2 separate regions of the Homo sapiens genome follow, and region 2 is linked to region 1. Evidence: chromatin contacts called from ENCODE Hi-C or POLR2A ChIA-PET data. All regions are on one chromosome and are shown on one strand. The core of a region is the stretch at or near the end of the contact, and the rest is flanking DNA. Distances in the headings are between cores, read along the strand shown. Region 1 has its middle 6.5 kb from the start of RNU5E-1. Region 2 has its middle 8.2 kb from the start of RNU1-2.

Evidence for each region. A loop is a pair of places that touch in the nucleus more often than their neighbours do. ChIA-PET counts read pairs that join two places held with the same protein, here RNA polymerase II (POLR2A). Pooled maps may share reads with other maps.
Region 2: a loop to region 1 is called in a map of CD14-positive monocyte, with 16 times the contacts of the local background. The contact joins two enhancer-like sites. A Hi-C loop is called at or near these places in 3 of 168 maps with a recorded cell type or tissue (CD14-positive monocyte, CD4-positive, alpha-beta memory T cell and mammary epithelial cell), 19 of 37 single-sample maps with no recorded cell type and 18 of 50 pooled maps. POLR2A ChIA-PET finds 5 or more read pairs at or near these places in 17 of 52 experiments (AG04450, B cell, CD4-positive, alpha-beta T cell and 12 more).

What each region holds. Positions count from the first base shown.
Region 1 is chr1:11,900,129-11,903,106 of GRCh38, forward strand. No RefSeq gene overlaps it. Among named protein-coding and RNA genes, the nearest start is that of RNU5E-1, 6.5 kb to the right of the region's middle. Within about 2 kb of position 1,488, at least 3 of the 41 ENCODE cell types and tissues checked have a DNase peak (open chromatin) inside an H3K27ac peak, as active enhancers do.
Region 2 is chr1:16,902,665-16,905,642 of GRCh38, forward strand. No RefSeq gene overlaps it. Among named protein-coding and RNA genes, the nearest start is that of RNU1-2, 8.2 kb to the left of the region's middle. RefSeq lists enhancers at 1,164-1,443, 1,630-2,269, 1,914-1,963, 2,064-2,113, 2,270-2,909 and a silencer at 2,650-2,944. Within about 2 kb of position 1,586, at least 41 of the 41 ENCODE cell types and tissues checked have a DNase peak (open chromatin) inside an H3K27ac peak, as active enhancers do.

The DNA.
Region 1 (2,978 bases), core at 238-2,737:
AAATTTCACCGGGCGTGGTGGCGAATGCCTGTAATCCCAGCTACTCAGGAGGCTGAGGCAGGAGAATCACTTGAACCCAGGAGGTGGAGGTTGAGCTGAGATTGTACTACTGTACTCCATCCTGAGCGACAGAATGAGACTCTGTCTCAAAAAAAAAAAAAAGTGTGTTTCTTTGCACACATTTTTGTACATTTCTGTTTCCTTAGGATGTATTCCCACATGTGAAATTATTGGCTTGACATATATTAACTGTTAAAATACTTTTGTTAGGCTGGGCGCGGTGGCTCACACCTGTAATCCTAGTACTTTGGGAGGCTGAGGTGGGTGGATCACTTGGGGCCAGGAGTTCAAGACCAGTCTGAGCAACATGGTGAAACCCTGTCTCTACTAAAAATACAAAAATTAGCCAGGCATGGTGGCACACACCTGCAGTCTCAGCTACTCAGGAGACGGAGGCACGAGAACTGCTTGAACCTTGGAGGCAGAAGCTGCAGTGAGCCAAGATCGCACCACTGCACTCCCACCTGGGCAACAGAGAGAAACTGTGTCTCAAAAAACACTTTTTTTAGGGCTCTTGATACATATCATCAAGTGACATTTTAGTAAGATTGGGCCAGTTCCTATTTCTACCTGTGGCATCTGCGTTCCTGTTTCACTGTAACATGGCTGCCTCTGAATTTTATATTTTAAAAGTATTTGCTAATGTAATAGATGGGACGTGACATACAGAGTTGCTTGTATTTGGAGTCCTCTGATTACTAGTAAGACCAAACAGGTTTTCACATATTTATTAGACATGTACATTTCTTCTGGAAAATTTTTCTCTCTACTATCAATGATTTTCTATTGCAGTTTAGTATTGATCCCATTAATTTTTCTTTTTTTTTTTTTCTTAGATACAGGGTTTCACCACATTGCCCAGGTTGGTCTTGAACTCCTGGGCTGAAGCCATCTGCCCTCTTCAGACTCCCAAAGGTCTGGGATTACAAGCGTGAGCCACCGCACCCAGCTTTATCTCATTAATTTGTAAGGCTTTTTGATATAGTACAATTGTTAACCCTTTGGTGTATTGCAAGTATGATTCTGGTGGGAGGCTCACCTTTTTGCTTGATTATTTTTGACACACAGAATTTCAAAATGTCAAATATATTTACGGTAACTTTTTAAAGGCTCGGCATGGTGGCTCACACCTGTAATCCCAGCACTTCAGGAGGCCGAGGCTAGCGGATGGCTTGAGCCCAGGGGTTCAAGACCAGCCTGGGCAACATGGAAAAACCCCGTCTCTGCAAAAAATACAAAAAATTAGCCAGTATGGTGGCATGAGTGCCTCTAGTCCCAGCTACTCAGGAGGCTGTGGTGGGAGAATCACCTGAGCCAGCGAAGTTGAGGCTCCAGTGAGCTATGATCACACCACTGCACTCCAGCCTGGGTGACAGAGCGAACTCCATCTCAAAAAAAAAAAAGAGGCTGGGCACAGTGACTCACGCCTATAGCTGTGCTGGAAGGCCGAGGCGGGAGGATCACCTGAGGTCAGGAATTCGACACCAGCCTGGCCAACATGGTGAAACCCCATCTCTACTAAAAACACAAAAATGAGCCGGGCGTGGTGGCTACTCAAGAGGCTGAGGCAGGAGAATCTCTTGAACTCAGGAGATGCAGGTTGCAGTGAGCCGAGATCACACCACTGCACTCCAACCTGGGTGACAGAGTGAGACTCTGCCAAAAAAAAAAAAAAAAAAAGAATGGCCAGGTGCAGTGCTTCACACCTGTAATCTCAGCACTTTGGGAGGCCGAGGTGGGTGGATCACGAGGTCAGGAGTTTGAGACCAGCCTGACCAACATGGTGAAACCCCGTCTCTACTAAAAATTCAAAAATTAGCCGGGCGTGGTGGCGGGTGCCTGTAATCCCAGCTACTTGGGAGGCTGAGGCAGGAGAATCACTTGAACCCGAGAGGTGGAGGTTGCAGTGAGCCGAGATCACACCACTGTACTCCAGCCTGGGTGACAGAGCGAGACTCCGTCTCAAAAAAAAAAAAAAAAAGAAAGAAAGAAAGAAAAAAGAAAAGAAAAGAAAAAGAAAAATGCTATAATCCTGCTAAAAACTCCCCTGTCTCTGTCTACTTTAGAACGCTGACCATTCCTTTGGAGTTGGTGTTTCCGAATTGTCCATCCTCACACTTTGTGCTTGAATAAACACTCTTTAAATTAGATTCTAACCCTTTTGATGATTTTAGGTTGACATTTTGGTGACCCACAGATGGGACCCAAGGCAAGCCTCCCACAATCCATGCTGCTTTGCCAACATTCTGAGCTTTGGTACCCGCAGGAACAGCTTTCACTCGTCTGACCTCATCAGAGCTAGCGGGGCTTCCTGGCATTTTCTCTTGGGTTTCAAATCTCCCTGGCTTTGGCTGAGATTCAGACTTTATTCAAGTACCCTGATTCCGCAATTCCATGCTCTATGGAGCTGGATTTGAAGCTCTACTTTTAAAAGTAGAAGTTTCAGGCCAGGCATGGTGGCTCATGCCTGTAAACCGAGCACTTTGGGAGGCTGAGGCGGGCAGATCACTTGCGGTCAGGAGTTTGAGACCAGCCTGGCCAACATGGTGAAACCCTGTCTCTACTAAAAATACAAAAATTCCCCAGGCATGATGGCACACATCTGTAATCCCAGCTACTCAGGAGGCTGAGGCAGGAGAATTGCTTGAACCCAGCGGGTTGAAGGTTGCAGTAAGCCAAGATCTTGCCAATGCACTACAGCCTGGGGAACAGAGCGAGACTCCGTCTCAAAAGAAAAAAAAAAAAGTGTGTGCCAGGCGTGGTGGCTCATGCCTGTAATCCCAGCACTCTGGGAGGCCCAGGCAGGTGGATCACCTGAGGTCAGGATCTCGAGACCAGTCTGGCCAACATGGTGAAACCCCGCCTCTACTAAAAATACAAAAATTAGCCACGTGTGGTGGCGGGCACCTATAATCCCA
Region 2 (2,978 bases), core at 336-2,835, 5.0 Mb after region 1:
CTGAAATGACAGTGGCAAACATCACTTTGCTATTGGAAAATTAAAAGAAAAACACTCCCTCTTGCTATCAACCTGCCCTCTTGCTCTAACATGTCTGACCCATGGTTTAAAATGCCCAAAAGCTGATGTACTCAAATTATAATACACTTACCTGTTCTGCACCAGCATTTATTTTTGTCTGGAGGAGATCACCATCCATGGTCCTGTAAATGTCTAACGGCATGGAATGATGAAGGGCAGTGTCTTTTAGGATATTTGGTTATATCTATATATATGGCTCTGAAGAAACCCAACATTGGGCGAGTTCCCTCAAACTTTTCACTAGGCATGACCACTGCTCTATTTTAGATAGAGATTCTGTGGGGCAAAACCTGAGAATTATCTGCCTGGCTATCAAGAAGATAGCTCCTTGCATTTTTTTGGGGAGAACACTTGCTTCAAGGGAGTGTTTCCTCCCAGGATTACAAATCTTTTTGTAACCTCAGGAAACATTGCTGATGAAAACCAGGCATGGTGGCTCTGGCCTGTAATCCCAGTGACTCAGGGGCTGAGACAGGAGAATCACTTAAGCCAAAGAGTTTGAGGCTGCAGTGAGCTATGATGGCGCCACTGCACTCCAGCCTGAGCCACAGAGCCAGACACTGTCTCTGAAAGAAAAAGAAAAAGAAAGAAAAACATTGCTGATGAAACTGCGGCCTCTTTTGCAGCTCTATAAAAAGGTATTTAGTCACTGGCTAAGGTTGTACTAGATAATCACATCACTTTAGGTGATACATTTAGCTGAGCAGGGAGATGTGTGGTGGCAAATACCTTTTGTTGCATATACATATACATTTCCCATGTAGTAGAACCTTCTCTAGAAAAAATCAGAAAAGAAGCCACTTGGCTGCAAGAAATCACTAAAGAAGAAATGGGGTTTGATGTTTTCCCTGATGTTTTCAGTTGGCTGAAACATCAAATCCCAGTTCCCTGGTTCCCTTACTGTTCCAGGATACAGATTCTCTTTGTGATGATCATTCTTGTATGCATTATATTTCTACTACTCAAATTATTAATGTTATGTATTTCTCATTGTTTTACTTCTTTTGAGAAACTAAATTCATGGTACTCTGAAAACTAGAGATGATTCAACAAGTGACAGCAACTATAGAATTGGCCGAGATATCTCTCTCTCTCTCTCTCTCTCTTTTTTTTTTTTTTTTTCCATGTTGTGATGCCACACCAGTTCAGCTTTTGGACGCTGTTAAAAAGAGAGGTCTCCTTCCCTCCCCTGACCCCCGTGTGGGACAGGACTATCTGGGAATGAGCCATTCTGGCAAGGAGGGACACAGCTTTTGATCGACAATGCTTTCAAGAAATACTTTTTTTTTTTTTAAACGGAGTCTCGCTCTGTCGCCCAGGCTGGAGTGCAGTGGGCGATCTCAGCTCACTGCAAGCTCCGCCTCCCGGGTTCACGCCATTCTCCTGCCTCAGCCTCTGCGAGTAGCTGAGACTACAGGCGCCCGCCACCACGCCAGGCTAATTTTTTTTTTTTATTTTTAGTAGAGACGGGGTTTCACCGTGGTCTCGATCTCCTGACCTCGTGATCGGCCCGCCTCAGCCTCCCAAAGTGCTGGGCTTACAAGCGTCAGCCACCGCGCCCGGCCAAGAAAGACTTTTCATCTAAAGGGAGAATGGGGAAAGAAGAGAACTTTTTTATTTTCAAATTCTCAGGCCCAGCGAGGCATTACATTGAGACAGCAACCACATTCTGCTTCCTTTTTGTACACTACTGTATTTGAAAAACAAAAAAACAAACCTACAAGACTCATAAAACTGGACAACTTTCTTTATAACACTACTACTCGTAAAACCAGTAAGGATGGCTGGTTTGCAGTTATCTGAGCAGCTTCTCTAGTTTCATAGACATGATTTCTCTCTGTTATTAAAGGGCTCCCAATTTTAAGTGGAATGCTACTTCACAAAGATAACCAGGTTTGAAAGGGTCCGGTTTGCTTTGTAATCCGAAACGTTCCAGTCTGCTATTAAAAGCCATTATTTGAAGACGGGTGCACAGGCTTCCAGCTGCCCGCCAGAAGGGTCCTCCGCAGGACACAGGTTAAGTAATCACTTCTTCGGGGGAGACTAGATGCAGGGTCTCGGCGCACCTCCCCAAAAGACAAGGGCGAGACAGAAAGGAGGGACAGGCGGACGTCACTTCCCCCGCCGGCTGCGGCACCGGGTTGGTGGGCTGAGTGGAGGAGGGTGGGGCGGAAGAACAGAAGGGGACTGGGAAAGGCACTGTTGGTGACATCACCGATAGGGCGTTTCTATGTAGATGAGGCAGCGCAGGGGCTGCTGCTTCGCCATGAAGGATTTCCCGTGCTGTAGGAGCAAGTCCGGGACCGCTGGCTGGACGTGAGCGTCCTAGCTGTGCGTTAGGGCTAGGAGGGCTCAGGGTGATTGGGGATTGGCTGGGGTGGTGCTCGGGGCAAGTGACCGTGCGTGTAAAGGGTGAGGCGTATGGAGCTGTGGCGGGGCGGAAGTTCACATGTGTGGTATGTAGAGCACATGTTATGGTTATCAAAGTGGTTTACTGTAAGGCTGAGGGCTATGCATTCTATGGCTATGTTGTTGTCTCTTATTTTTCCAAACGTGGAAACCTCTGTTTTGTAACTTGTAGTAATAAGGTAGAAATTAAAAAGAAAAAGTATTTTCCTGTACTTGCTTGGCTGCAAGGTCAGGAACAGATAGTTTCTGAAAAACCACATCGCTGAGAAATGAGTTCTGGAGACTCTCTTAACAGTCTGTTATCCCTAGGAAGGATAAGAGCAAGAAACAGCAAATGCTTTTATTACCTTCTCTTTTCCCTTTACCATTTCTCACTATTCAAGTTTTGTTAAGTTCTTGATTTCCCTTCAGTGCAGCTGCAAGGTCACCAGCTATTCTTGCCTCGTGAGACCTGTCACAGTTTGACTAGCTGCCTTTGTTCTGCTTCT